Regions from separate parts of the Homo sapiens genome. Here region 2 is linked to region 1. Evidence: chromatin loops called from intact Hi-C (ENCODE). Cell type or tissue: spleen. All regions are shown on one strand. Each heading gives the region's core, and the rest is flanking DNA. Links, peaks and the distances in the headings are about the cores only.

Region 1 (15,846 bases), core at 4,152-12,151:
ATGCGGTGTATCATCTTACGGGACCGCCATTTTAAATGCAGTCCATACGCCACCAAAACAGGAGGTGGCACCTGACTGTATTGCTTTAACAATTTCACTGACAATTCCATTGCTACTGCTTCAACAGAGCACCGTTTCTCTATGATAATTAGCAAAATCCATCTAGAAATACAATGGTTCCATAAATGCTGTCTAATTTGTCGTTACTCTCAATGGAACACAGATTGTGTGAACATCTTAATTACAGCAACTGAATTAGTATTTGTTGAAAGAAAGGCAAGAAAGAGTATAGAATAAATATATAATTATTATGTTTATCTGCCCCCATGTTTATCCAAATATCACCAACTGCTCAACAAAATATTCAGATTTGTGCTATAATAACTAAATTTAGTCATTTTTGATATTTTATCAACATTTTAATTATATGAAACCTATATCTTTAAATACTTTTTAAAAATGTTGTTATTATAAAGGTTCATCTGTCAAGATTTTAAAAGGAGAGAGTGCGGCTCATTTGCTTTTCTTTTCATAACCTCTAACTCTTTACAACTGTGGCTTGTGACCTTACGGAAACCTTGTCTGAGACACGCCCCTCCTAACCCTTCATGCAGCTGGACTGAAACTTTCATGACAGAGCTTGGGCTGCTTACTCCCTTGTAACACATATTTCGATGTCTTCCCAACTTCAGGATTGCACCTGAGCTCTGTGATGTGCCCGTTTGCTGGTCGGGCACCTGAGCTCTGTGATGTGCCCATCTGCTTCTCTAAAAGACATGGACTTTTTCTTGTACAAACAAATTGCTATGATCACACCTGGTAACATTATCAATTCTTTTATATCTAGTAATTCGTCCATAATCAACCTTTTATTTTCTCTTCTCTTTTCTTTTTTTTCTTTTTGAGACAGAGTGTCACTCTGTTGCCAAGGGTGGGGTGCAGTGGCACGACCTCAGCTCACTGCAACCTCTACCTCCCAGCCTCAAGCAATTCTCCTGCCTCACCCTCCCAAGCCGCTGGGATTACAGGTATCACTATGCCCAGCTATTTTTGTATTTTTGGTAGAGTCTAAGTTTCGCCATGTTGCCCAGGCTGGTCTCAAACTCCTGAGTCAAGTGATCCACTCGCCTTGGCTTTCCAAAGTGCTAGGATTACAGGTGTGAGCCACTGTGCCCGGCCCATAATATATCTTTTTTGATGAACTAAAAGTGTCTTTTAACAATTGTATTCAGTTTTTAAACTTGGTGCTGAGAAAGAACAAAAGCAGCTGGAAGCACCCAGGAGCTGCCCCGGAGCTCCCAGCTGAACCTGCTGCTTTGGTGGATGGGCAGAGGCTCACAGAAACCCATGTGAGGCCCGGCCACTCGGCAACCCACAGACATCAAATGCTCCTCTCTGATTAAATGAGTGCTGGCTCCAGCCTTACCCTTACTCCACTCTGCCCTCCTTAGGAGGAGGTTCACTGGCCCCCCCAACTCATAGACTTGCCTCCACTTCCTGACAGCACCTAACCTAGCGGGGAAGGGCCTCATCTTCCTGAGACCCTCCCCAAATTACTCCAGCAAAGTCCCATCCTGTGACAGGTTATTTCTAACACCCTTTCACTGAGACACTCCCACCCCCAACCAGTGAGAGGTCACCCTTCCTACAGGAAGTAATAAACTCATTTTTCAACCACAGTGTGTTCCACACATCTTTGGCTGAAAACTGTCTGGATGTTGACAGCCCTCAGGTGCATTAACGTGAAATCTTACAAGTCTCTTTTCCTCTCGAGCTGCCCTACCCTTTTCTCCTTTTTTTATGCCATGCATGTGTTGATAACTGGTCAATTGTACTGTGGAAGTTCTCACTTTCTGGGTCTTTCTGTTTGCTCCCTTTTTTGGGGTCATTCAGCTTGTTCCTCTATCCCCCATTTCTGTAACTCCGATTTCTGGAAGTTAGCACTAAAGGCTTGATGAGACTCGGGCTGAACATTTTGACAAGAACGCCTTCTGTTGGGGCTGTGATCTTCCCCTGTGCCAGGGTGGAAGCACCCTATGTTGGGTGGGCCCACTCTTAGGGACGCTGGGGCTGGCACTGGGCTCTTGGGACAGCTGGAGCTCTCTGCTATGAGGCTCTGTGTCAACCTATTGTCCAGTGGTTTTATCTATAGATGAATGAATATTTTTAAAATTAGAAGTGGAAATATTTTACTTCTGTTATTCCTTCAACATCGTTATTAGTTGGTATTAATTTTCAAAAAAGAAATAGTGTCATCATCCAGGGTTATTTGGTTATGTTGAAGTACAATTTGTGCAGGAAAGGCAGGAAAATCACTTCTTACTCTATTTGCCAATTTCTGATAATAATCTTGCTTATTTATTACACCTTTGTTTATTTTCTCTTTCTTTGCTAGAGAGGAGCTCCAAGTGGCAGATATGACTGCTCGGCTCACTGGTCTATCCCAAATGCTGAGAACACATGGGAGAGATTGCTGCACGACAGAGTGAATTCTTCTGAGGCATCCAGGTAGCTACATGGCCTCAAAGCTCGGAATAATTCTCAAGTCTCATATTCTCCATTATTTTCTTTCAAACATTGGGTTCTCTCCTGGAATATAGGACACTTGTTTTTATTTTTTATTTTTTAATGATTGTGGGTACATGGTAGGTATATATATTTATGGGTTACGTGAAATATTTTGATACAGGCATGCAATGTGTAATAATCACATCAGGGTAAATGAGGGTATCCATTCTCTCAAGCATTTATCCTTTGTATTACAAACAATCCAATTATACTCCTTTAATTATTTTTAAATGTACAATTAAATTATTATTGACTATAGTCACTTGTTGTGCTAGCAAATACTAGGCCTTATTCACTCTTCCTATTTTTTGTACCAATTAACCATCCCAACTCCCCCTGCCCCACCACCCCACCCTCTCACTACTGTTCTCAGCCTCTGGTAACCATCCTTCTACTCTCCATGAGTTCAATTGCTTCAGTTTTTAGCTCCCACAGATAAGTGGAAACAGGTGAAGTTTGTGTTTCTGTGCCTGGCTTATTTCACTTAAAAATGACTTGCAGTTCCATCCATTGTTGCAAATGACAGGATCTCATTCTTTTTTAAGGCTGAATAGTACTCCATAGTGTATATGTACCATGTTTTCTTTATTCATTCATTTGCTGATGGACAACTTGATTACTTCTCAATGTTGGCTATTGTGAATAGTGCTGCCATAAACATGGGAGCTGAGATATCTTTTCGATATGCGGATTTCCTTTGTTTTGGGTATTTCCTTTGTTTTGGGTATATACCTAGGAGTGGGACTGCTGGATCCTATGGCAGCTCTATTTTTAGTTTTTTGAGGCAATTCCAAATTATTCTCCAAAGTAGTTGTACTAATTTACTTTCCCACCAACAGTGAAAAAGGGTTCAATTTTCTTCACATCCTCATCAGCATTTGTTATTGCCTGTCTTTTGGATAAAAGCCATTTTAACTGGGGTGAGATGGTATCTCATTGTAGTTTTACTGCATTTCTCTGATGATCAATGATGTTGATTGAGCACCTTTTGATATGCCTGTTTGTCATTCATATGTCTTCTTTTCTATGTCTACTCAGATCTTTAGCCCACTTTTTAATAGAATTTTTAGATTATTTCCTATAGAGTTGTTTGAACTCCTTATACATTCTGGCTATTAATCCCTTATCAGGTGGGTAGTTTGAAAATCTTTTCTTCCATTCTGTGGGTTGTCTCTCTGTTGATTGTTTCCTTTGCTGCATAAAAGCTTTTTAACTTGATGTGATCCCATTTGTCCATTTTTGCTTTGGTTACCCTTGCTGTGGGGTATTACTCAAGAATTTTTTGCCCAGACCAATGTCCTGGAGAATTTCCCCAAGGTTTTATTTTAGTAATTTCATCGTTTGAGGTCTTAGATTTAAGCCTTTAATTCATTTTGATTTTTTTTTTTTGCATATGGTGAGAGATAGGGGTCTAGTTTCATTCTTCTGCATGTGGATATCCAGTTTTCCCAGCACCAATTATTGAAGAGAATGTCTTTTCTCCAATGTATGTTCTTGGCACCTTTGTCAAAAATGAGTTCCTTGTAGGTGTGTGGATTTGTTTCTGGGTTCTGTATTCTTTTCTGATGGTCTATGTATCTATTTTTATGCCAGTACCATTCTGATTACCACAGTCCTATCATATAATTTGAAGTCAGGTAATGTAATTCCTTCAGTTTTGTTCTTTTTACTTAGGATAGCTCAGGCTGTTCTGGGTCTCTTGTGATTCCATATAAATTTTAGGTTTTTTTCTATTTCTGTGAAGAATGTCATTGATACTTTGATAGGGATTGCACTGAACCTGTAGATTGCTTTGGGTAGTATACATATTTTAACCATATTGATTCTTCCAATCCATGAACATGAAATAGCCTTCAATTTTGTGTGTCCCCTTCAGTTTCTTCCGTGAATGTTTTATAGTTTTCATTGTAGAGATCTTTCACTTCTTTAGTTAATCCCTAGGATTTAAATTTTATTTGTAGCTATTATAAACAGGATTGCTTTCTTGATTTATATTTCAGATTATTCTGTTAGCATATAGAAATTCTACTGATTTTTGTATGTTGATTTTGTTGTATCCTGCAACTTTACTGAATTTCTTGATCAGTTCTAATAGTTTTTGGGTGGAGTTCTTTTTCCTTACAAATATAAGGTCATATCATCTGCAAACAAGGATAATTTGACTTCTTCCTTTCCAATTTTGATGTTCTTTATTTTTTTCTCTTGTCTGATTGCTCCAGCTAGGACTTACAGTACTATGTGGAGTAACAGTAGTGAAAGTGGGCATCCTTTCCGTGACCTAGATCTTAGAGGAAAGGCTTTCAGTTTTTCCCCAATCAGTATGATGCTACCTGTGGATCTGTTGTATACGGTTTTTGTTATGTTGAGGTATATTTCTTCTATACCTAATTTCTTAAGGGTTTTTATCATGAAGAGAAGTTGAATTATATCAAATTCTTTTTCAGCATCAATTGAAATGATCATACGGTTTTTATCCTTCTTTCTGTTGATCTGATGTATCACATTGATTGATTTTCATATGCTAAACCATTCTTGCATCCCTGGGATAAATCCCAATTGGTCATGATGAATGATCTTTTTAATGTGTTGTTGAATTTGGTTTGCTAATATTTCGTTGAGGATTTTTGCATAAATATTCATCAGTGATATTGGCCTGTAGATTTTTTTAAAATCTGTCTGTGTGGTTTTGGTATTAGGGTAATATTGGCCTCATATGATGAGTTTGGAAGTATTTCCTCCTTCTGTGCTTTTTGGAAATAGTTTGAGAAGGATTGGTATTAGTTCGTCTCTAAATGTTTGGTAGAATTCAGGAATGAAATAATCAGATCTTGGGCTTTTCTTCTCTGGGAGACTTTTTATTATGGCTTCAATCTCATTACTTGTTATTGGCTAGTTGAGCTTTTGGATTTCTTCATGGTTCAGTCTTGGTAGGTTGTATGTATCTAGGAGTTTATCCATTTCTTCTAGATTATCCAATTTATTGGCATATAGTTGCTCATAGTAGCCATTAATGATACTTTGAATTTCCATGGTATCAATTGTAATGTCTCATTTTTCATCTTTGATTTTTCTTATTTGGGTCTTCTCTCTCTTTTTCTTTGTGTGGTTAAAGGTTTGTCAATTTGTTTATCTTTTCAAAGACCCACCTTTTAGTTTCATTGATCTTTTGCCTTGTTTTTTTCATTTGAATTTCATTTATTTCTGCTCTGATCTTCATTATTTCTTTTCTACTAACTCTGGGTTTGGTTTGCTCTTGCGTTTCTAGTTTTTAAGGTGCATTGTTAGGTTATTTATATGAAAGTTTTCTTCTTCTTTGATGTAGACACTTATAGCTATAAACTTCCCTGTTAGTATTGCTTTTGCTGTTTCCCAAAGGTTTTGGCATATTGGGTTTCCATTATCATTTGTTTCAAGGAATGAATTATTGAATTTCCTTCTTACCTCTTTATTGACTCCCTGGTCATTCAGAAGCATATGGTGTTTGTATAATTTCCATGTGTTTGTATAGTTTCCCAAGTTCCTCTTGTATTGATTTCTATTTTTTTTTGTCCATTATCATCAGAGAGAAGATGCTTGATATTATTTCCTTTTTTATTAATGTTTTAAGACTTGTTTTGTGACCTAACACATGATCTATCCTTGAGACTGATCCATGTGTTGAGGAAAATAATGTGTATTCTGCAGCCTTTGGATGAAATGTTCTGTTAATATCTATTAGATCTATTTGGTCTTTAGTGCAGATTAAGTCCAATGTTTTCTTTATTGATTTTCTGTCAGGAAGATCTATCCAATGATGGATGAGAGGTATTGAAGTCTCCAGGTATTATTGTATTGGGATCTATCTCTCTTTATCTCTAATAATATTTGCTTTATATATCTGGGTACTCCATAGTTGGGTGCCTATATATTTAAAATTATTATATTTTCTTGCTGAATTGACCCCTTTGTCATTATGTAATGACTTTCTTTGTCTCTTCTTATAGTTTTTGTCTCAAAATATACCCGGTATTTCATGTAAGTATAACTACTCTTGCTCTTTTTTGGTTTCCATTGACACAGAATATCTTTTTCCATCCATTTATTTTTAGTCTGTGTGTGTCTTTATAGGTGAAGTGTGTTTTTTTTTTTTCAGGCCACAGATCATCAGGTCTTGTTTTTGTTATCCATTCAGCCAATCTATGTCTTTTGATTGGAGAGTTTAATCCATTTCCATTTAATGTTATTATTGATAAGAAAGAGCTTACTCCTGCCATTTCATTGTTTTCTGTTTCATTTCTTTCTTGTTTTCTCCTCTGTAGTTTCTTTTCCTTCTTTCGTTCCTTCCTGTCTTCCTTTTAATGAAGGTGACTTTCTCTGGTGGTATAATTTAATTTCTTTCTTTTTATTTTTTGTGTATCTGTGGTATGTTTTTTGATTTGTGATTACCATGAGGCTTGATATCTTATAACCCATTATTTTAAGCCGATAACAACTTAGCACTGCTTTCATTAACAAACAAACTAACAAGCAAAAAGAAAGCTAATAAGAACTCCACACTTTAATCTTGTTCCCTACTTTTTAACTTTTCATTGTTTCTATTTATATCTTACTGTCTGGTCTATGTCTTGAAAAGTTGTTGTAGTTATGATTTTTGGTTGATCTATTTTTTAGTCTTTCTACTTAAGATGAGACCACAGTTACGGTGGTATAATATTCTGTGTTTTTCTGTTTACTTACTATTACCACTAAGTTTTGTACCTTCAGGTGATTTCTTATTGCTCATTAACATCCTTTTCTTTCTGATTGAATTATTCCCTTTAGTATGTCTTGTAGGACAGGTCTGGTATTAATGAAATCCCTCAGCTTTTGTTTGTCTGGGAAAGTCTTTATTTCTCCTTCACGTTTAGAGGACGTTTTTGCTGGACATACTGTTCTAAGGTAGAATCTTTTTCTTTCAGCATTTTAAATATGTCATGCCACTCTCTCCTGGCCTGTAAGGTTTCCACTAAAAAGTCTGCTGCCAGATGCATTGGAGCTCCATTGTATGTTATTTGTTTCTTTTCTCTGCTGCTTTTAGGGTCCTTTCTTTATCCTTGACCTTGGAGAGTTTGATTCTTAAATGCCTTGAGGTAGTCTTTAGGTTAAATCTGGTTAGTGTTCTATAACTTTCTTGTATTTGGACATTGATATCTTTCTCTAGGTCTAGGAATTTCTCTGTTATTATCTCTTTGAATAAACTTTCTACTCCTGTCTCTTTCTTTACCTCCTCTTTAAGGCCAACGACTCTTAGATGTTCTCTTTTGAGGCTATTTTCTAAATCTTGTAGGCATGCTTCATTCTTCTTTGTTCTTTTATTTGGTTTCCTCTGACTGTGTATTTTCAAATAGTCTGCTTCAAGCTCACTAATTCTTTCTTCTGGTTGATTGATTCTGCTGTAAAGAGACTCTGACACATTCTTCAGTATGTCAATTGAATTTTTCAACTCCAGATTTTCTGCTTGAATCTTTTTAATAATTTTAGTTATTTCAATCCCTTTGCTAAATTTGCCTGATAGAATTATGAGTTCCTTCTCTGTGTTATCTCAAATTTCTTTGAGTTTCCTCAAAACAGCTATTTTGAATTCTTTCTCTAAAAGGTCACATATCTGTTTCTCCGGAATAGGTCCCTGGTGGCTTATTTAGTTTGTTTGGTGAGGTCACGTTTTCTTGGATGGTCTTGATGCCTGTGAACGTTCATTGGTGTCTGGGCATTGAAGAGATAGGTATTTATTATAGACTTTGTTGTCTAGAGACAACAAAGGTACTGCCTTTGTGGTCTTGGATAAGATCTGGAAGAACTCTCTGGTTACCAGGGCAGAGACTCTTATTCTCTTCTCTTACTTTCTCCCAAACAAATGGAGTCTCTCTGTCTCTGTGCTGAGGCACCTGGAGCTGGGAGGAGGGTGACACAAGCACCCCTATGGCTACCACCACTGGGACGGCACTGGGTCAGACCTTAAGCCAGCACAGCACTGGGTTTTGCCCAAGGCCTGTTATAACCACTATCTGGCTACTGCCTATGTTTGCTCAAGGTCTTACGGCTCTGCAATCGGCAGGTGGTGAAGCCAGGCAGGCTTGTGTCCTTCCCTTCAGGGCAATGAGTTCTCCCAGGCCCCGGGCAGATCCAGAGATGCTATCCAGGAGCCAGGGATTGGAACAGAAAACCTTAGAAGTCTACCTGGCGTTGTATTCTGCCGTGGCTGAGCTGACACTCAGAACACAAGATGCAGTTCTTCCCCCTCTTCTTTGCCCTTTCTGCAGGGAGAGAAACTGCATCCTATGGCCACCACGACCACAGACCCACGGGAATACTGCCAGGCCGCTGCCAGTGCTCCCTTCAAGCCCAGGAACTCTTCAGTCAGCTTGTGGTGAATGCTGCCTGGCCTGGCACTCACCCTTTCAGGCAGGGGGCTCCCCTCTGGCCCAGGACAGGTCCAGAAATGCTGCCTGAGAGCCAAGGCCTGGAATTGAGACCCCAAGAGCCCGCTTGGTGCTCTGTCCCACTGTGGCTGAGCTGGGACCTAAGGTGCAAGACAAAGTCCCCTTTATTTTTTCTCTGTTTTTCTCAAGCAGAAGGAGTCTTGCCCTGTAGCCACCACAGCTGGGAATGTGCCAGGTCACACCTGAAGCCAGCACGTCTCTGAGTCTCACCCAAGGCCTGAAACTCCTGGGTATCTCTACCGCTCCTTCAGGGCCCAACGGCTCCTCTGTCAGTAGGTAATGGCTCCTACTTGGACCACGTCCTTCAACAGGGCACTTGTTGTTTTTTTTTTGTTTTGTTTTTTATCCTAAGACAGGGTCTTGCTCTGTTGCCCAGGCTGGAGTGCAGTGGCATGATCTTGGCTCACTACAACCTCCACCTCCCAGGTTCAAGCAACTCTCCTGCCTCAGGGCGGTGCTCTTGTGCTGAGACAGCTCTGGAAAGTGTGGAGTTTCCAGCTGGGCTGGGGCTTTTGCCCAACATGATCAGGCTGAGCTGGAGCAGCCTTGATCTCAGATGTGGGTCTATTCAAGGGCAGGTTCACCACGGTGCCAAGGAAAGATGCCTGAGGACACCTGAGTGGCCTCATTCTACACCTTCCTGATGGCAGTGGCCTCATTCTGCACCTCCTGATGGCAGTGGCCTCATTCTGCACCTTCCTGACGGCAGTGGCCTCATTCTGCACCTTCCTGACAGCAATGCAGCCCCCAACGGTGATCCATTTTTTCTGAATATGCAAAAAATATCAACTCCATAAAAGACTCGTGTCTAGTTAATAATCCAAACAGGATTGAGAAGTCCTGCTTTGGAAATGAGAAGAGAGGAAGTGTCCCCAGGGCTTCGGTCCTGGCAGGCATATCCATTATGGCTCCACTCGCTAAATGAACAGCCTGGCTCACAGCAGGCCCTAGACCATCCTAAACCCTTCCATTAATCAAATTGCTTGGATTAAATAGAACAGCAAAGCAGTGATCTTGAGAATGATCTAATAATATTGTGATTGCTTTGAAGATTAAGTGAAAATATCAAAGGAGGTTAACCTAATCTCCTTCCCACCCCAAATGTAAATATACAGTATTGGATTCCCACTGAGAACTGGGAACCTTTTGGGAGGTGGCTCCACTAATCACTCTTCCTGTGACAATCTAGAGAGCCTAATTAAAGATTCTAGGGGCTGGAGAACATTGGCTCTTGGGAACATGTGGGCAGCAGGAAACTGAGCTCTTTTGGAGTGGCTGTGATGGGCGTTCCCAGGCAGGACTGCCCACTTTCTCTGGGTGGACTGGATGGAAGCTTTGATAACCGCATGTGAAAAGCACTGCATCTATTTTTCTTCCTCTATACATTTTCTACCAGAGGTTCACGCAGACTCAGGGAGGTGGTTTCTATCGTGGAAGATCAGGTTTCCCAAATGGTGTGCAGAATATCCGGGACTCATTCTTCCAATCCTGCCTCATACAGACTGAGAACTTCTAATTCAAAATGCTTGGGACCAGAAGTGTTTCAGATTTCAGAGTTTTTTCAGACTTTTGAAATATTTGCATATACATAGTAAAATATCTTGAGGGTCCAGCACAAGTCTAAACATGAAATTCATGCATGCTTCATGTACGCCGTGTACACATAGCCCAAATGCATGCTTCATGTACACCTTATACACATAGCCTAGAGGTAAATTTATACATTTTACATCATTTGAGACATAAAACAAAATTCATGTACATCAAACCATCAGGAAGCAAAGGTGCCACTATCTCAGCCACATATACGGATAAGCTGGGAATATTTCACATCACCATCTCTCCTGGCTCTGAATTTATCTGCTACCAATAAGCAGTCCTTTCCTCACGCTTACTTACACAGAGTACGTGACAGTAAGGAACACTCCATCCCATTAAAACAGTGAAGAGTAACGAGTCCAGGGTTAGTAGCAGCATGGTGGCATCAGCCATCAGACAGCAGCTGCAGGGAACAGCGGCATCTTCAGTATCCACCAACAGTGCTGGGCTTGGTTAAAAGGTGACCATACGCTGGAGCCCCCTTGCTGAATAAACGGTGTGTTTTGCACCTGTGTTTTGACTGTGACCTGTCACATGAAGACAATGCAGAATTCTTTGCTTGTGGCGGCATATCTGTGCTACAAAATTTTGGGATTTTGAGCATTTCGGATTTTGAATTTTCAGGATGCTCAGCCTGTGGTAGACACTAAACTAATATTTGTCATGTTGAACACGCATGTGGTGAGTGCCGACTGCATCTGAAGCACATGCACAGACCACATGTGAAGTCTTGCCGACTTCAGAGTTCAGGAGCCTAGCAAGAGGTGAGAGAAACACAAACAACATAAGTCAAAAGTGACGTGATACGAGGTCAGGAGTTTGAGACCAGCCTGGCCAACATGGAGAAACCCCGTCTCCACTAAAAATAGAAAAATACAAAAATTAGCTGGGTGTGGTGACACATGCCTGTAGTCCCAGCTACTCAGGAGGCTGAGTCAGGAGAATCACTTGAACCCGGGAGGCAGAGGTTTCAGTGAGCCAAGATCGCACCACTGCACTCCATCCTGGGTGGGTGACAGAGTGAGACTCCATCTAAAAAAAAAAAAAAAAGTGATGTGATAGAAATACAGATTCCAAAAACGGGTTCCTGTCATAGGTGCTTTTTCGTCTCCAAGTCGAGAGTATCATGTTCCTTTCCAAATGACACGGATCATACAAGTTTAACACAGGCTTAGAGGTCTCCCAGCCCTGGAGTCTCCACGTGGAATCTCAGAATCACCGGGGGAACATGGAGCAGCCGCTGGCCCCAGCCCCACCCGGACCTGGCCCTGCTGGATGCATTTCCCACGGCTGTTGAAACAAATCACCTCAAACGCAGTGGCTTCTCCTGACCAGATGGAGTGGCGGATGTAGATGAGACATAGCACTATAAACCTCTCACACTGAAGGGGGTGTGGAACTAAGAAACGTGTTATGTGCTGCGCTTTGAAATGGGGAGAAGACTAGGGAAGCATTCTAGAACGAAATTCCAAATATCTCTTCTGAAGGAGAACAATGCGTGAATCACCCTAAGTAACAGAAGTAAGAATGCCTTTCACATTCGGCTTTGAGGGGCATTCTGTAATTTTTGCCTTGCTTTGAAAAAATATCTTCCATAATTTCTTCATTGGCTTAATATTTGAAGCCTCATTATTCTCTGAGCCACACATCTATGGAAAGTATAAGATGTCCAGGATTAAATGTGGCAAAGGAATGATTAAAATGGCTAACCTCTTGCGGTCACTCCTAGATGTGTGTATCTCAGGGTAAAGGTCTTAATTTCTTTACGGCAGTTTCCTCATTGGTAAAATGAAGAGAATCACAGGGCCACCTCCTTCATAGGGATGTTACGAGGTTTAAATGACACAGTATATGTCGGCTGGTTGTGAGAGCACTCAATGAACAGAAGCCGACTTTGTCACCAACGTCATTTCCATTGTCATCAGCACCGTGCACTTAATCGCAGCGTAAGGAGGGAAGGCTTGCTGGGGATTAGCAGATGATGGGACTGTGAGCCTCTCTCTGAGGATATTTAAAACATCTCAGTCTCACAGCAGATTGGACGCAGAACTGAGCGATGAGGAATTGATGGGAGAATTAATACCTGCGCATCTGTCCTTACACTTGGGTGGGGCACGTGCTCATCTGACACAGGGTGATATTCCTCTTGGTGGCAAGATTCACTCAAACATCGATTTTCTCCCCAGCATTTCCATTTCTGAATGGGATCTCTGTGTCCTTTGACATGGTGTTAAATGTTAAAATACAGGGTTTTGTGGCATCACAGAAAGTCTCTGAGGACTCCGAGCTGGGTCCCCATTGAACCCACCTACAGAGGTTGCTGTGGAGCCGGGAGAGTTTTTACCACAGTGCCTGGCACATTGTAGGTTTCAAAATACAAAAAATGGAGTTTCTGGATCATTTGTTAGCTCTGTTTTTAATTTTTTGAGGAACCTCCATATCGCCCTCCCTACAGTGGCTTCATCAACAGTGTGCAAAGGTTCCAATTTATCCAAAAAATGGGAATCAGGATCTCAGAAAGATGTCTGCACTCCCATGTGCAATGTGGGACTGCTCACAGTGGCCAAGATACAGAATCAACCTGTGTCAACAGATGAATAGATCAAGAAAACGTTCAGACAGAGAATGCAATATGCTTCGACCTTAAAAGGGAAGGCCGTTCTCACCCATGTCACCTGCAGAGGTGAACCTTGAGGACGTTCTGCTTGCTGAAATGCGCCAATCACAAACAGACCAACACTGTGTGATTCCTCTTGCGTGAGGCCCCTAGAGTCCCCGGAGCCACAGAGGCAGCCGTGGAGTGGCGGGAGCCAGGCAGGGGCAGGGAGGAGAGGGTCTGCTGTTCCGTGGGAGTGAGTGTCAGGGACGCGAGTGCACACGCTCTGCGATCTGCTGTGCAACGTTGTCCCCAGAGCGAACAGCACCGTGAGGTCAACACTTACAGTTACGTGAGGAGGGTTGAGCCCATGCTAAGTGTTCTTACTGCAAAAAAATTAAAGCAGAAAAAAACCTTAGAGGTAGTGATGATTTCTATCTATAGTCAAAGGTGTTCTAGGCGAAACCTGTTTTGGTTCGGCTTGTTTTGCCTGTGCACACAGCAGGTGGCAGTCTGAGCCTGCAGATGGCACCCTGAGGCACGGCTGGACGTCGAGTTGAGGAGGGGGCGTCTTGAGGCCTCTGTCATGCCCTGGGTGCCATGTGGGCGGAGATCCCTGCCCAGGCACAGCTCTGAGTCCCATACACGGGTGACCCGCACCTCCCAGGGTACCGTGTAGACAGGACTTTTCTTAGCAGGAGGGAATTGTTCATTGAGTTCTCTGAGTTGATTAAAAGGGAAAAAAATCTATCATAGAAAATCTGTAGTTTCTTGGTTTTTTCCTTTCAAAAACTCACAGTTTTCTTGACACTCTTACAACTGCAGGAAGTAAATGTTATAAGTTCCGATAACACCTCAGCATACTTCATTCCTTGCACCAAAACTAAGTCTGACTGGATCACGGTGTAACTTTTAACAATGAAACCATAAAATCCTAGAAGGAAAACAAAAATATACGATTAATATTGGGGTAGGGAAGGTATGACCCAAATCCCAAAAAACATAAAAGAAAAAGTTGACAACATTTACCATATAAAAATAAAAACATTCCTGACAGGAAGAAGTGTGTAAACAAAGTCAAACACAAACATTCAACTAGCAAAAGATATTTTAACAAATAAGAAAATAAAAGACTTATGATTCCAATACACATACATATTAATAAGGAATGAAATATTGAAAAATGGCCAAAGATACAGAGAAAGAGACGAAGAGCCATTAAATATTTAAAAATATACTGAACCTCACATGATTAAGGATAGTTTGTTCAAATGACGTCAAGTCAGTCTTCATGCATCCATTGGTAGAGAGGTAAACCCTTCCCATAACTGGCGAGGGGAGGTGCAAGAAGGGACTCTCATTTACCATTGGGGGAGGGTAAATTGGCCTAATATTTGGAGCTCAATTGGCAGTATCTTTTAGAATGATGAACGCTTTTGCTCTTTGACTCAGCAACTCAGCCCATTTGCACAGAGATGTTTATTGCAGAATTTGTCTGAAATAACAACAAAGTGTAGAGACTCAAAGGCAGGTGGGCTATGATAACATGTGGCCTCCTTCTCTACAGACTGGGAAGTGGAGGCAGGGAACGCTGCCTCGTTCCTGCTCTGTTGCTTGGCAGAGAGCTTCCAGGCAAACCAGAATGGAGGTGAATGGTGAATTAGGCCTTGGATTTGGGGTCTAGACCATGCAACATATAGTGGGTCACATCATTTCACACCAACGACATGGGTCATCGTCTCTCCTTAAACTTCAGCTTCATAGGGCTCCCACGATTTAGTAATGTCACAAAGCAACATGTGGTCTTACTTGGGACAGACATAATAATGCATCTTGAGCCATGGAAATGGGTTAAGTGCTAAATCTTATAAATATTTGTCCTGCCCTGGACGTTTAGGGCAAGGAAAGGAATGTTTTCTCTCTTACTGAATTCCACATCATCTCAGCTTGGCAATCAATCAAAGCTCTGGCTTTCATCCTGGGATTTTATGACCTCAGATGGGAAGCACGACAAGCAGAGAATTTACAGCTATGTGGGGACCCCAAGCTGAAAGCTTTCTAACGCACGTTGGAGGGTCTTCGGGCTCCACTGCCGTCTTGTGGGTTGCTTTCTCTTCTTTGCAGTTTTCCTGGCAGAGTTGCTCGGATTACTTGATGAGGTTCTTGGGGTTATCTTTTCAGGAGCATCCCTGAAATCACAGGTGTTGTTGCCAGAGGCGATGCCCTCTCTTCAGCTGGCAGAAGCGCCAGCGGCAGGAGCGTGTCGAGGGAGGTTTTGTGTCTCTTCTCCCCATCCTCGGCCTGCTTACCGAGGCCCGCTCCGTGCCAGAAAACACACTGGTGTTCATGTGTCACCCCAGCTCCACGATCATGACCTGCTGCCTGTCTCAGGTACCACCAGTTGCATTTTCTCAGACAGAATTTTAACTTCATCAAATTGTGGTAGGAGGAATCCTAGAGACCACGTAAAATGACTCCTTCATTTTCTAGGTGAGGATCTTGAAACCCAGCAGGGTTAAACGACACTGAAGAGGAAACACCCAGCCCTGGCCCCACAGAACAGCGTGAGCTTGCTAATGAATAGCCCGAAGACCACAGAGCACTAGACAGAGCATTTCAGCTTTG
Region 2 (15,846 bases), core at 3,429-11,428, 200 kb after region 1:
ACCCATTTTTAAGTGTGCAGGTCAGTGGCATTAAGTGCATTCACACTGCGGTGTGAGCATCACCACCATCCACCTCCAGACCCTGTACACCTTCCCCAACAGAACTCGGTCCCATGAACCCTTACTGCCTCCAGCCTCTCGTGTCCACTCTCATACTCAGCTTGGATTTTCACTCCAGCAACTTTGGCTGTTTTGTTTTGTTTTCTAATTTGGAAAGAGTGTCTAAGGCAGTGGGGAGTGTTGTAGGTGGCAGAGCGGTGGACGTTTGCTAGAAAACAGTAACGGTGTGTGTTGGTATGTAGGTGGAAAACATCTGCGTGGTTATTTTCTAAACCTTTCTTCCTGTGAGTTATGTTTATGTGCCGCATTAAACTGCAAGGTGCTGGAAGGTGGCTACATGCCTGGACTTCACTTGTAGCACATCATTTGTGGAAGGCTGCAGTAAGTACTCAATACTTTGCTGTTGATTGATTTCAGAACGGATTGATCAGATTGCAGAGCTCTGGCAGGTGCCACCGGCTGCCTAAATTCATCATTCATCAAAAAGCCTTCTGAAAGTTGGGTCTCTAGCGGGTGGTTTGGGCCACTTTCCTCCTGATCAAGGGGTCATTCTTGACATGTGGGTTTATTATTTTCTCCTCACATTTTAATGCCACGCATTTGAATTGACGCCTGGGTCCAATGAGTTGGCGCAAAGGACCCACTGAGTCCAGACACGCCCTGGCGGCACCGGGGCCCTGCTTGGCTCAGACACGCCCTGGCGGCACCCAGGCCCTGCTTGGCTCCCCTGGACGGAGCCAGAAGACCTCCTCTTTGTCAGGAAGTCTGCAGGTTTCAGAGACTAATTCTCTGCTGGGCATGTGTCCAGAAGAGGTGTAAGGAGTGACAGATTGATGGAAAGGCACGGCACCTTGGCTGGACAGGCTCGTCCTGTTTCTGGGCGGGCGGGGCGCACGCCTTCCGTGTTTGGTGGAGAAGCAGCCTGTGGTGAGGAGCGAGGAGCCAGAAGGACGGCTTGGGAGTGCCCTGGGGGACCTGAATTGCTGTGAGTGTTGACAGCTCAGGAAAACTTACTCTTCTGTCAGAAGAAATACGTCTTTTAGGAATTGGCCTGAGTTAGAATCTCAGATGCTAAGAAATCGACCGACTTTTCAGGAAAAAGGTGTGTTTTCAGCCTTGCTGTGAGTGGCTGTGAGAAGGGTCTGATTTGTCGCTGATACAGGTTCCTAAAGGGAGTGCCACTGCCCCAGCTGACAGCTCGCTGCAGGTGAACCCCAGCTTGCTTCCTAATGTTCTGTGCTCAGGAGGGGAAGCTCCCAGTGGCTCAAGTGACCCTGGTGCTGTGTGCCTGCAAAGTTCTCCGCAAGCGGGGCAGGACCAACTTGCCACCCCAGACACAGGATAAAAATTGCAGCAGAGCAAGACTCAAGCTGGATCACGTGGTGTGGTGACTTCTTTACTTCGCACCCCTTTTCAACCTTAACATACTGAAGGGGAAGCGCTGTGGAGAAAACCGGATGATGGGTGGAGACCAGGAAGGGTACAGGGAGCCCACCTGTGGAGACGGGAGGACCACGTGCGGATTCTGTGCCTGACGTGAACGTGCTTGCCAGGTGTCCTGCGTGGTCTCCGGCCACCACAAGGAGAGCCTCCCTCTGCACTTGCCTTCACCCTGGCTGCCTGTTAGAGAGCTACAGGGCAACTATGAAAAGTCACTCGTGCCAGCCCTCCCCATCCCTCCCCACATGGTGTAGCCAGCCTCTCCATGGTTGGTCTACGTGCAGCTCTGCAGGTGACCGAATGTGCTTGCCCGGAGAACCTGCCCCTGCAGAGCCCCTCAGTTGGAGACCTGGTGCTTTTCAAGGCCAGACACCTGATCCTATATCCAGCACACCCTGGTGAACACCAGAAACCCGGGGCACAGGAAGGGACCCTTGTTTGCCTGTGGAAAGTGTTAACAGGAACTTGATGCATTTAGACCACGTGTTAACTTTGGGCGTCACTGACGGATGTCTGAGAACTTGAGGTGGGGAGATGGCGATTTAGCTTCTCAGGCTGGCCTGGGTAATTAAACTACCGATGTTATTTATGAGTTTTGGTCTTAAAGTGTTGTGCAAGCACCAGAGGCTTCCTAGCAAAGAGAGTGCGATTTTCTTAATCACATAAAATCTCAAGGTCCTGGCAGCTGCTCTTCAGAGGGTGTTTCCCGCTGTTGCAGCTTAATCTGGTAGCGAAGCTGTTGATTGAGTTCCCGTGAGTAACAAGAAACAGCAGAGATTTGTGCATTTCTACGTACGGCAAGTCCTGGCCCCAACAGCTTAGTGCTACACCTACCAGTTGTGGGAAAATTTACATTTCCAGGAAACTGCATACAACTGGGTAGAGCGCTGGTCCTTCAGGGAGAGAAGTGTTCCAGTTAAATATGGCCATCTTCTTCCTCCGTCTCCAAGAATACAAACACATTATTTTAAGAACCAAAATGGCTGAGCCCACAATTGTAGCATGAACAGCCCTAGGCATTAAACAACAGGTTAAGTAGCTCTTGCTGTCTATGAGCCCAGCTCTGACACTGCCTGGGTGAGGGCCTAGCCCCCAGTGCCTGAGTTTCTGCATCTGTGAGCCCAGCTCTGGCACTGCCTGGCTGTGGGGTGCTAGGCCCTCAGTGCCTCAGTTTCCATATCTGTACACTGGGTCTCCAAATGGTGTTGACCATCATGGAGTGGTTGTAAGGAGTTAATGACTCATATGCATGAAGTTCTTAGAACAGGCCTTCCCCTTTGCCAGCACTCAATAAATGTCAGTTATTATTAGCAATATTAGGGTCAGGCTACAATAGTAAAGGGTAGTGTTTTGTCCCTGAGAGGATTGGAATCTAGATGGAATGAGAAATAATAACAGCAGCCATCATTTGAATTTTCCCTGTATACCGGGCAGCAGACTAGCACGTTGAGTAAATATCTCAAGTAAAGGGTACAAATCCAGGTGGAAACAGAGAAGGAGCCTGTGACAGAAACTGTGCAGCCAGGAGAGGCCGGATCTACATGCTCAGAACACAGGGTTGTCGGCGAAGCTTCCCCGAGAGCCCACTTGGACCTGTTGTGGGAAGAGACGGCAGAGCTAAGACAAGCAGGTGGGTGCCGTGGAGGAGCCGAGAGCCGATTGCAAACAACAGCAGAGGACGTCTCCTCTGCGACTGTGGGACTCCCCTTTCCTAGGTGTCTTTTAAAGCAGAATTGATTCCCACCCTGCGGGGAGAGGGGCGTGCGGTGTGAACCTGCTGGCAAGAAGGGGAGGGAGTGAAATCTTTACAGAGCACCCTCCGTGAGGCCGGATTTTTAGAGGTAGGGATCAGGAACCACTGGGGCAGTCCCTGCAGGGGGTGGTCTGGGCTTGTGTGAAAACCTTGGCGAGGAGAGACCCATGCCAGCGACGTGGCGTCCTAAGCAGGACGTCCAGCGAGTCAGTCACCAGCGCGGGCGCCTCGTCCTGTCCATGGAACATTCTGGGCTGCGCCGCCTCCCCTGGGGGTGGGGCTGCAGGAACCCTCAGGACCCTCACGCCCTGGGGGAGGAAGAAGCCTGGGCTGAGTCCCAGTGCTTGTGGGGAAGCTCTGAGCGTGGACACCGTGGGCACTGACCACTGGGGTGAGGACCTCACCCCTTCCCTGCACGTCTGTGCTGGGCCTTGAGGGAGGAGTGAGCACAGCCCCCCCCGGCCGGCGGGGCAGCCGAGGGAAGCTTGGGGGCAGCCGGGGGGCAGCTGGGGGAAGCTGGGGGGCAGCCGGGGGGCAGCTGGGGGAAACTGGAGGGCCCCTGGGGGAAGCCGGGGGACAGCTGGGGGACAGCTGGGGGAAGCTGGGGGACAGCCGGGGGAAGCCGGGGGACAGCCGGGGGAAGCCGGGGGGCAGCCGGGGGAAGCCGGGGGACAGCCGGGGGAAGCCGGGGGGCAGCCGGGGGACAGCTGGGGGAAGCTGGGGGACAGCCGGGGGAAGCCGGGGGGCAGCCGGGGGAAGCCGGGGGACAGCTGGGGGAAGCCGGGGGGCAGCCGGGGCAGCCGGGGGAAGCCGGGGGACAGCTGGGGGAAGCTGGGGGGCAGCCAGGGGAAGCTATGAGCATGAGGAGCCAGGGGTCCCCTTGGGAGAGGAGGGAGTGTGGGTGTGGAGGGCGCCTGCTGCCCAGGCTCAGCCCCCAGAGCCAGGCCGGAGAGGGAGGGCATGGAGTCACCAAGCGCTTTAGAGCCGGATGCAGAGGTGCCTGTGTACGCATTCACTTCCACGGGAACCAGCAGCGTGTGGAGGAGGCGCAAGGGGACTGGGTGAGTCCTGCTGTGGCTCCAGTCCATGCCCGGCAGCTGTCAGGGATGCAGAGAAGGACGCGACCCCAGAGGGCCAGAATACCCCGTCCGAAACTCACTCTGGCTTCAGAGGCCGAAGGAACAAACCACATCCTCTGGAGCCAGATGGACAGAGGGCTTCTTGCCTGGCTGTTCGTTGACCTGGTGGATACTGCCACGTCCAGGTGCCTGGGAGCCCTGCACGGGGAAGGGAGGCCATTCCCCCAGGGAAGGGGGGTCCCCAGACCCCACCCCGCAACAGGGAGGAGCATTTATGGGGGTGAGACTAGGAGAGACGTGAAAAACCCTGGGTTGCTCTGGCTCGTGGGGACCTTGAGGTTTCCAGGCGGTGGGTGTGCATTCCAGGCCCATGTTTCCAGCCAGGACTTGCCTGGGGCCTCCCTGCCCCCGGCCTTCTGCACCCTGCTCAGTTTTCTTTGCAGCCAGCACATTCAGGCTGTATAAATACTGTGCTCACCTCTCCTAGAAGAGAGGCCAGGCAATGGCAGGTGCTCAGTAACACTTGAATTCCTGAAGGCATGGGTGCAGGTGAAAGTGTGAAGGGAAGAGCTTAGCTGTGGGCTACGTTTTCTAGATTGGTGGTTCCCAAATTCTGGTCCTGGAGGCCCTGAGCATTGGGTGCGGGTGATGGAGCGGGAGGCTCGTTCACAGTGCAGGCTTCTGGGTCGAACCAGGTCCTGATGAGAGAGGCTTTCCAGGAGCTGCTGTGGAAGCCACATTGTCTGATGGTGACTCCCAGGTCCACATCACCTTTTTATCTCTGTTGAGTCAGTGCTGTCACCCTGTCTTGGCTCTGCTGGGTGAGAGAGGGGTGACCACAGTCCCATGTTTGGGTCAGAGTGTTGAAGGGAGATGGAGCAGGCTTTACTGGGGCTGGGCGGGTCTCGGTACAGGAGTGTGGGGAATGAACACAGACATCTAGAGAGTATGAATTAGCAAGAGGAGCACTCATAACACCACTGTCCTGCTTAAAAATGCAAGACTCCCGAGAACCCGCCCAGAGCACAGGCTCGTCCCGCACAGCGGGAGGGACTACTCAGGGGCTGGGGTTGTCACCCACCCAATTTTATCTTTAAACATTTTCCCCATCTGTGGTTTGGTCTGGTTTTGAACTTTATATTAAGGGAATCACACTGTGTTTTTCTGATTATGGCATTGCTGTGAAGAGCCCTCCAGGCACCTGGCTTCCGGTCTCAGCTCTGATACTCAGAGGCGGTGTGATGTCCTAGCCTCAGTTTCCTGATCTGTTCAATGGATGATCATAATCTGTATGTCTTAAGTGACTGTATTAGTGAGTTAGTAGAAGTGCCACCTTTGAACACCAATGGAAGCCGTGGTTATTTGTAAGCTTGACCTGCTATTTCACTCAGTGCCGTGTTTCGGGTCCGTGCTTGCTGATGTGTGGAGAGCAGTTGGTCCACGTGTTCACTGTAGAGTGCCGTATTCCGTGATCCCGCCACAGCTGCTCTTCCAGGCCTCTTGCCTGCAGGGCGTTCATCCCCACCACCATGCTGCTCAACATGCTTACACGTGTCTCCTGGCGCCCTCTGCAAGCACGCGTTCCACTCGCTGGTTAAGCTGAGTGTTGCCCAAGTGGTGGAACCTCCTTCCTCCCTCACCTGCGGGGAGACCCTGCTGTCCCAGCCCCTTCCTCGCTCACCTGCGGGGAGACCCTGCTGTCCCAGCCCCTTCCTCGCTCACCTGCCGGGAGACCCTGCTGTCCCAGCCCCTTCCTCGCTCACCTGCGGGGAGACCCTGCTGTCCCAGCCCCTTCCTCGCTCACCTGTGGGGAGACCCTGTTGTCCTAGCCCCTTCCTCGCTCGCCCAGCTCACAGGCCCCTCTCCTGACCATGGGCACCCGCCCGCCCAGCTCACAGGCCCCTCTCCTCCACCCATCCCTTCCATGTAACGTGAACTCATTGCTCATGAAGATAAGCAAACATGGCACAAATAAGCAGCCCCCTCACCTCATGGGGACGGTTCAGAATTGGCCCAGAAAGAAGTGACCAGGATTTGGAGCACGGCCCTGAGGCCAGAATTAAGAGAGTCAACACTTCGTCCTGGGTCTGTCTCATGGGGCGGCAGCAGCCTCCTGCAGGGGAAGCGTAGTCACTCCCACACAGAGCAGGGTCGGAGCTTATCCCACAAAGGGCCAGGGAGCAAGTGTTTTAGCCCTTGTGGGACAGGAGGTAAAACTGAGGGTACGATGTAGGTACTTAGGTGGCAGCAGAGAAAGCCAAGATGACATTCAAAGCTTTAGACATGGATGTTTATTTAGCTGTCATATAATTTTCCCCTCACGAAGTCTTCTCCTTCTGCTGATTATTTTTTCAAATCTTTTGAAATATAAAATTATCCTCAGCTCACAGACACTACAAGGACAGTTGGTGGGCTACAGTTTGCTGACCCTGGCATGAAAAGCAGGTGCAGAGCAGAGCGGGTCTGGAGAGAGGGATGCAGGCTTGGGCCAGGCCTCTGGGAAGGCTGCCCGCTGCCAGCCTCAGGTGCTGCACTGCCCTATGCTCACCCTGGAAGGTGCGGGCACCGTTAGATGCTGCCAGCACACTTGGGCCTGCAGTGATTTTTGCTCGTAAATCAGTCTCTTCTATGATAAATTACTCTAGGAAATTTTCTTTTCTTGGCTGGGCATGGTGGCTCACGCCTGTAATCCCAGCATTTGGGAGGCCGAGACGGGTGGATCACCTGAGGTCAGGAGTTCATGACCAGCCTGGCCAACATGGTGAAACCCCATCTCTACTAAAAATACAAAAATCAGTAGGGTGTGGTGGCGGGTGCCTGTAATCCCAGCTGCTTGGGAGGCTTAGGCAGGAGAATTGCTTGAACCTGAGGCGGAGGTTGCAGTGAGCCGAGATTGCACCACTGCACTCCAGCCTGGGTGACAAGAGTGAAACTCCATCTCGAAAAAAAAAAGTTTCTTTTCTTGTTGCAAGCCCCAGTTAAACACTCTAACAGGGCTGATCGAAACCACGGCAGCTGCCTGCCCTTTATGGAGTGTAGGTCCGTGCCCTTGTTGTCAGGAGGGATCTACACAGAGAATAACCCAAGGCGGGTTCCAGCCCAGGGCCCAGATGGCAGCCACTGCAGAAGGCAGACGTTCACCTAAAGAAAAGGTCCCTCCTACGTTTATCATGGAGACCTCCAAGGGAGAGAGACACGTAGGTTATGCTCAGCTGGTCTGCAAGTACATCCTCATGAATAATTCCATAAAATTGTTTCTTAGGGCAAAGTTATGCTGGGCTTGAGCTGGGTTCTGATGCTCGATGTCATCAGAATTTGTTCCTCCAGGCGTGGAGATGAGTGGAGAGTGGAAGAGAAACATTAGGGGTTCAGGTTCCCAGATAACCCTGCCTATTTTAGACCCAAATGCTTCTTTTTTAAAAAAATTATATATATGTATATATATATATGTGTGTGTGTGTGTGTGTATTGTGTATATTTAAAGTATACAACATGATATTATGGGGTACAGATAGACAGTAAAAAGGTTACTATGATGAACCAAAGTACATATCCATTATCTCACCTAGTTACTCATTTTGTTTGTTTGATTTTGTGACAAGGTGGCTGTAGTAGTCTGTTTTCACACTGCTATAAAGATGCTACTTGAGACTGGGTAATTTATAAACAAAGGAGGTTTAATTGACTCACCGTTTTGCATGGCTGGTGAGGCCTCAGGAAACTTACAGTCATAGTGGAAGCTGAACAGGAAGCAAAGACCTTCTTCACACGGCAGCAGGAAAGAGAGAGAGCAAGAACAGGGAAAAGTGCCTTATACAACCTCCGGATCTCGTAAGAACTCACTCACTGTCACAGGAACAGCATGGGGGAAACAGCCCCTTAATCCAATCACTTCCCACCAGGTCCCTCCCTGAACACCTGGAGATTACAATTCAAGAAGAGGTGGGTGGGGACACACAGCCTGACCACAGCAGTGGCAAGAATCTACTCAGCATGAATTCCAAATGCTTCCTTCCCCGCAGTCCTCATGTTGTACACAAGACCTCCAGACACCTACATGTCTACATCTCTCCATGTTGTACACGAGATCTCCAGACACCTACACATTTGCTACATCTCCCCATTCCCCTCGCCCACCACGTCCCTGTAAACCACTGTTTTGTTCTTTCTGTATATTTGATTTAAAATATTTGTTTAGTTTCCACATGTGAGATTATGCAATATGTTTCCTTCTGTGTCTGGCTTATTTCACTCAGCAGAAGGATGTTCTGTAGGTTCACCCATGCAGTGGCAAAATGACAAGATCTCACTCCTTTTTAGGGCTAAATAATATTTCATGATGTGTATGTACCACAGTTTTTTTAAACCATTTGTCTGCCAATAGACACTTAAGGTTTTCTTCCCCCCCACATCTTGGCTGTTGTGAACAGTGCTGCAATAAACATGCAGGTGCAGACGTCTCTTTGAGACACTGGTTTCATGGATTTTGAATCTATATCCAGCAGAGGAAAGGCTGAGTCATATGGTGGTTCTTATTTTGAATTTTTTGAGGAAGCTTATACTGTTTTTCATAATGACTGTACCAATCTACATTTCCACCAACTGTGTACAAGAGGGAAAATTAAAAGCTTTTCCACCAAGATCTGCTATGAGGCAGGGATGCCCACTCTTGCCACTCTGTTCAACATAGCATGGAAGTCCTAGCAAGGGCAATCAAACAAGAAAAAGAAAGAAAAGGCATCCGCAGAAACGAGGAAGTAACATTATCTCCATCTGTAGAGAACATGATCATATGTGTAAAACACCTCAGAGTTCCACAAAATGAAACCAGTGTTAGAACTACTAAATGAATCCAGTTAAGTTGTAGGATATATAAATAATAACCTAGCTGAAAAAGAAATCAAGAAAACAATCCCATTTACAACACATAGAAATAAACAAAATGCCAAGGAATAAATTTAACCAAAGAGGTGAAAGATCTGTATGCAGAAAACGATGAAACATTGATGAAAGAAGTTTGAAGAAGACACAAATAAATGGAAGGATCTTGTGTTCATGACTTGAAATGATTAATATTGCAAAAATGTCCTCACTGCCCAAAGCAATGGACAGATTTAATTCAACCCCTATCAAAATCCTAGTGGCATTCTTTACAGAAATAGAAAAAAAAACTACAATGTATATGGAACATAAGAGACTCCAAATAGCCAAAACAAGAATGAGAAAGAAAAATAAAGTTGGAGGCATCACACTTCCTGATTTAAAATTATATTACAAAGCTATAGTAATCAAAACAGTACAGGACTTTCATAAAAACAGTCTCATGTACCAATGAAACAGAATAGAGAGCCCAGGAATAAATCCAAACATGGATGGTCCACTAGTTTTTGACAAGAGCACCAAGAGGACTCAATGGAGAAAAGTCAGTCTCTTCAACAAATGGTAATGGGAAAACTGGATTTCCATGTGAAAAAGAATGAAATTGGACCCTTATCTTACACCAAACAGAAAAATCAACTTAAAATGGATTAAAGACTTTGATGTAAAACCTGAAACCATAAAAATACAAGAAAAAAACAGAAGCTAAAAGCTCTTTAACATTGGCCTTGGCAGTGATTCTTGGATGTCACATCAAAAGCTCAGGCTACAAAAGCAATAAATAAATAAATGAATAAATGGGACTACATCAAACTAAAAAGCTTCTGCAAAGCAAGGGAAATAATCAACAAAATAAAACGGCAGCCCATGGATTGGGAAACCATAGACCTGATAAAGGGCTGTATGAGTCCATTCTCGCACGGCTATAAAGAAACACCTGAGACTGGGTAATTTATAAAGAAAAGAGATTTAATTGGCTCCCAGTTCTGCAGGCTGTGCAGGAGGCATGGTGCTGGCATCTGCTCAGCTTCTGGGGAGGCCTCAGGAAATTTACAGTCATGGCAGAAAGCCAACAGGGAGCTAGCATATGGCATGGCTGGAGCAGGAGAATGCCAGCACATGGCATGGCTGGAGCAGTGCTGGCATCTGCTCAACTTCTGGGAGGCCTCAGGAAACTTACAGTCACGGCGGAAGGCCAACAGGGAGCCAGCACGTGGCATGTCTGGAGCAGGAGAAAGAGGTGGGGGGAGGTGCCGCACACTTTTAAACAACCAGATCTCATGATAACTCACTCACTCACCATCCCCAGAACAGCACTGAGGGATGATACTACCCATTCATGAGAACTCTGCCCCCAAGATCTAATCACCTCCAATATTGGGGATTACAATTTAACATGAGATTTGGGTGGGACACAGAGCCAAACCATATCAAGGGTTAGTATCCAAAATGTATAAAGAACTCATACAACTCAATAGTAGAAAACCCTATTAAAAAATGGGCAAATGATCTGAATCGCCATTTTCTCCCAAGAAGACATAAAAATGTCCAACAGGTATAGGAAGAGGTGTTCAACATCAGTGGCCATCAGGGAGTTGCGAATCAAAACCACTATGAGATAACACCTCACATCCCTTAGAAGGGCTGTTACCTGGAAGTCGAAAGATAGCAAATGTTGGCTGAATGCTTTTCTTCTGCTATGATAAACGACAGAAGCATGCTCCTTGCTTTTCTGTTTTCGTCATTGGGTACACAGAGAGCAAAGCGTTCTAAAGTGGGAACACACGCCTCTACTTACCACTGATAGAACTGGCATGACTGCCCGATGATCAAGCACACACACACATGAGGCTTTTTGTGTGGATTATTATGGGCAACTGTGAGGTTCCAGAAGAGGGTAATGCACTTAAAAATGGAATAGCGAGATTCACTGAATGAACAGAACAATTTTCTTGGTGGGATTTTCCAAGCGACTGGGAAGCCCCTGCTGCCACCGTGAAGTCATCTTTACTCTGGAGAGAAACCCGGAGTGCGATACAAACCCGAACCAGGCTGGGCTCCTGAGGAGTGTCCTAGTGTGTGCTGCTTTGCAAGGCGAGAGAGCTACACACCTGCACGAGAGAACTACCTCGCCTGTGGTTTTAGGTGGAACATGAAACCCAATTTCTTAATATGCCAAAATGAATGAAGAGCAGGGGAAAAAGCCCTTTGGACACCAGAGAATGGGTGGGGCCCCTGGGAGCATCTAGTCAAGGCAGACAGAGGCAAATTATATCCACAGACTAACCACACTGGAGGAGGAATGACCCTCAAGCATTTCTCCTTTCCTTGAGGTTATCTGGCAATATGGAAATTCATTTGTCTTTCTTATTTGCCACTTAAACCACATAAACAAAATTCCAAAATTATTTTCCTCTTTAAAATGGAAAGTGCTTCTTTTCCCAGAGAACAAGGGTGATTATAGAACAATCCAGGAAGAAACAAAAATTCACACTAATTTAAAAATCAAGAAATTACCACAGTGTGGGGTGACATAAAGTGACTTCGAGGTTGCTTCCACTAATGCAAACACATAGAGCATATCCCCAACCAGAGAAGCACGGCATTAGACTTAGTTGTTGAAGATTCTCTTGGCTTTTCCATATGGATTTTGTAAAATGCTCAAGGGAAGAAATCATGTCTCCTCTGTCTTTAGGTCCTCAGTGCTAAGCACGTTGACGGATGCTTTGCATGTTAGATGAGACCAAGACATTTTTGGTGAATGAATGAATTAATATTGTGTCACCTGGAAGAGGAAACCTGATCTGCATCTATTGTTATGGATTTTTTTGTTGTAATCATCTTTTATACAAGAGTTTTAATATGAATTCTTTTTTATTATTTATTTATTGATTGATTGATTTTGAGACGGAGTCTCGCCTTGTCGCCCAGGCTGGAGTGCTATGGCGTGATCTTGGCTCGCTGCAACCTCTGCCTCCCTGTTTCAAGCGATTCTCCTGCCTCAGCCACTGGAGTAGCTGGGATTACAGGCATGTGCCACCATGCCCGGCTAATTTCTTTGTATCTTTTAGTAGAGATGGGGTTTCACCATGTTGGTCAGGCTGGTCTCGAATTTTTGACCTCGTGATCCGCCCACCTCGGCCTCCCAAAGAGTTGGGATTACAGGCGTGAGCCACTGCACCTGGCCCAATATGAATTATTTCATTTGAATCTTTGCAAAAAGCTTGCAAGGTGTGGCATATTTTCACACCCCTTTTACAGGCGGATAAACTGATGCAGAGCAGAGGGAAGTAGCTTGCCCAGGAGTCCTCTGCTCGCTGCCGACCCTGATGCAGCCTCCCTCCCCTGGGCTGCGGAGCGGGACCACAGGCTCTCCCCAGCCTTGGCTGCCATTATTTTCCTGCCAAGCCTGCACGTCGTCACTCTGGGGAGCACTCTGGCTAATGCACTCTTGGAGGTGTAGACTTAGTCACGGTAGATCTTGGCTTTCTATTGAGCAACAGTCAGTATTCTCATAATAATACAATTTAAAATCTATTTTAAAAAAGAAATACGTTTTATTTATTTTCCAATTGTTAATTAAAATAAATCCATATCACATACAATTTCGAAAGCCCAGAAAAGAAGAGCTAGAATCTCATTATTGGAACACAAATGCACTAATATTTTGGCTTAGTTTCTTCTAGCTTTGTTTTCCTGTGCCTGTCTTTTACATAGTCACAAATGCGGTAAAGGGCATTTTCTATGTTGTGTACAATGATGACCCCAGATCTTAAGGCCTGGACCATATTCTACCGAGTGGAGGTACTCAGCAGAGTTACATTACCCCTACTTTAAGGCTTTCAAATAATTTTTGAACAATTTTTATTAGAAATGGGATTTTGATGAACATATTTTATATGTAATGACGTTCCATACTTAGGATTTTTTCTTAGCTGAGATTCCTCTGTGTGGATTTAACAGGTAAAGGACATAGTATTTCTGTAGCTTTTGCCATCTGTCGTTGGGTACTTTTCCTAGAGCAATTGTTACACCACTGTAATTACAACCGGCGCAGATTAAGAATACAGTTTCCCTGTACCCTTGCCTAGAGAACAGCCTGCGATGTCTTAAAAAGTGTTCCAACCCAGTTCACTGAAAATTGATGTCATTTGTAATCCCAGCACTTTGGGAGACCGAGGCAGGTGGATCACCTGAGGTCAGGAGTTCAAGACCAGCTTGGCCAACATGGTGAAACCCCCGTCTCTACTAAAAATATAAAAAATTAGCCGGGCGTGGTGGGGGGCGCCTGTAGTTCCAGCTACTCAGGAGGCTGAGGCAGGAGAATCGCTTAAACCTGGGAGGTGGAGGTTGCAGTGAGACGAGATTGCGCCATTGCACTCCAGCCTGGGTGAGAGAGCCAGACTCCGTCTCAGTAAAGAAAAAAAAAAAAAAAAGGAGAAGACAATTGATGTCAGAGATAGGATTCAGATTCCATCTTTATTGCTTGATTAGGGATGTTGTGTTTTAATAAAAAGCCCAGGTGTCTGCAAAGAGACAAAAACAGGGACTTTTGTCTTAGGGGTGGCAGTGGGGCCCGGTGGGCAGTGCTGCCTGCATCTCTCTGGAGCTGACCTGGCCTCGTGCCACCCTGCACTGGACCCCAGGGGCACCCCCAGAGCCACCGTGCTCTGCAGACTGCAGCAGCTTCTAGAAGGAGCCTCCTGCCCTGCGTGTTGGACAGACAGCAGGGTCACTGTCAGCCCGGTCACAGCTGAACTCTGCACTTAAGGACTCGGTCCCCGCACAGCCTGGCTCCCCAAAGTCAGAGCACACGGAAACTCCAAATGCTTTGCTTCAGGTCGACACTGAGTGTGAGCCGCCTGTCTGCGTGGGTGGGTTGGACTCTTCCTCCCTGTTATGGCTGTGGGAGTCTGCACCTCCTTGGTGCGGGTGGGGTGCCCCCTGGTGTCCACGCAGGGGGGACGCGGGGATCTTCAGCCTGACCCAGGGCTCCAGAAAGAGGCAGCTGCAGAGAATCCTCCCAAAAACGCAGCAAAAGGCATCCCCTTTCCTTATGAGAATTACAGAGAAATCTCCCAGCACTTACAGCAAATGACAAACGACGCGAGGTCTCCACATCTCACATCCAGCGGCCCCGGCCACCAGGCGGTGACACGCTGTCTGCAGAAACAACCCGGGGCCACACCTAGCCCCTTCCCTTTGCTTCCGTGCCTCCCTTGGCACCTTCTTTCTGCTTCTTTTTAAATTGCTCCCTTCTTTCCTGCAGGTCTGGACTCAGGGAGACCAGGGTTCAAATTCGGGCTCCAACGGTAACATATTTTTCCCTGAGTTTGGAAACGCCCCAGGCTGCACTTTCCTCACCTGTGAGATGAATGTGCAAAAGCATCCACTTCTGGAAACGCCGAGAAGATCAAGCGTGTGAGCACCGCAGCGGACCCAGGACGGTACCTGGCAGGGGCGGCCCCAGGCAGGTGTGAGAACCTCAGCGGGCCCAGGACGGTGCCCAGCAGGGGCAGCCCCAGGCAGGTGTGAGAACCTCAGCGGGCCCAGGACGGTGCTCAGCAGGGGTGGCCCCAGGCAGGTGTGAGAACCTCAGCGGGCCCAGGACCGTGCTCAGCAGGGGTGGCCCCAGGCAGGTGTGAGAACCTCAGCGGGTGCAGGATGGTGCCTGGCAGGGGCGGCCCCAGGCAGGAGTGAGAACCTCAGCGGGCCCAGGAAGGTGCTCAGCAGGGGCGACCCCAGGCAGGAGTGAGAACCTCAGCGGGCCCAGGACGGTGCCTGGCAGGGGCGGCCCCAGGCAGGAGTGAGAACCTCAGCGGGCCCAGGACGGTGCTCAGCAGGGGCGGCCCCAGGCAGGTGTGAGAACCTCAGCGGGCCCAGGACGGTGCTCAGCAGGGGCGGCCCCAGGCAGGTGTGAGAACCTCAGCGGGCCCAGGATGGTGCTCAGCAGGGGCGGCCCCAGGCAGGTGTGGGAACCTCAGCGGGCCCAGGACGGTGCTCAGCAGGGGCGGCCCCAGGCAGGTGTGAGAACGTCAGCGGGCCCAGGACGGTGCCCAGCAGGGGCGGCCCCAGGCAGGTGTGAGAACCTCAGCGGGTGCAGGATGGTGCCTGGCAGGGGCGGCCCCAGGCAGGAGTGAGAACCTCAGTGGGCCCAGGAAGGTGCTCAGCAGGGGCGACCCCAGGCAGGAGTGAGAACCTCAGCGGGCCCAGGACGGTGCCTGGCAGGGGCGGCCCCAGGCAGGAGTGAGAACCTCAACGGGCCCAGGACGGTGCTCAGCAGGGGCGGCCCCAGGCAGGTGTGAGAACGTCAGCGGGCCCAGGACGGTGCCCGGCAGGGGTGGCCCCAGGCAGGTGTGAGAACCTCAGCTGGCCCAGGACCGTGCTCAGCAGGGGTGGCCCCAGGCAGGTGTGAGAACCTCAGCGGGCGCAGGACGGTGCCCGGCAGGGGCGGCCCCAGGCAGGAGTGAGAACCTCAGCGGCCCAGGACGGTGCCCGGCAGGGGCGGCCCCAGGCAGGTGTGAGAACCTCAGCGGGTGCAGGATGGTGCCTGGCAGGGGCGGCCCCAGGCAGGAGTGAAAACCTCAGTGGGCCCAGGAAGGTGCTCAGCAGGGGCGACCCCAGGCAGGAGTGAGA

The links. A loop is a pair of places that touch in the nucleus more often than their neighbours do. Peaks named below come from ENCODE experiments on the same cell type or tissue, not always from the same donor. Only the 100,000 strongest peaks of a DNase experiment are listed, where the experiment ranks them.
Region 2: it touches region 1 in a loop (4-fold over the local background); 50 of 110 quality-filtered maps call a loop at or near these places.

The regions. Positions count from the first base shown.
Region 1 is chr6:168,137,318-168,153,163 of GRCh38, forward strand. No RefSeq gene overlaps it. Among named protein-coding and RNA genes, the nearest start is that of FRMD1, 66 kb to the left of the region's middle. RefSeq lists an enhancer at 13,004-13,640. In spleen, for the core only: no CTCF peak of the experiment used is centred there; DNase peaks (open chromatin) are centred at 8,664, 9,014 and 9,524; H3K27me3 peaks cover 3,288 bases.
Region 2 is chr6:168,341,968-168,357,813 of GRCh38, forward strand. No RefSeq gene overlaps it. Among named protein-coding and RNA genes, the nearest start is that of DACT2, 30 kb to the left of the region's middle. RefSeq lists an enhancer at 5,543-6,043. In spleen, for the core only: no CTCF peak of the experiment used is centred there; DNase peaks (open chromatin) are centred at 5,779, 6,904 and 7,404; H3K27me3 peaks cover 3,097 bases.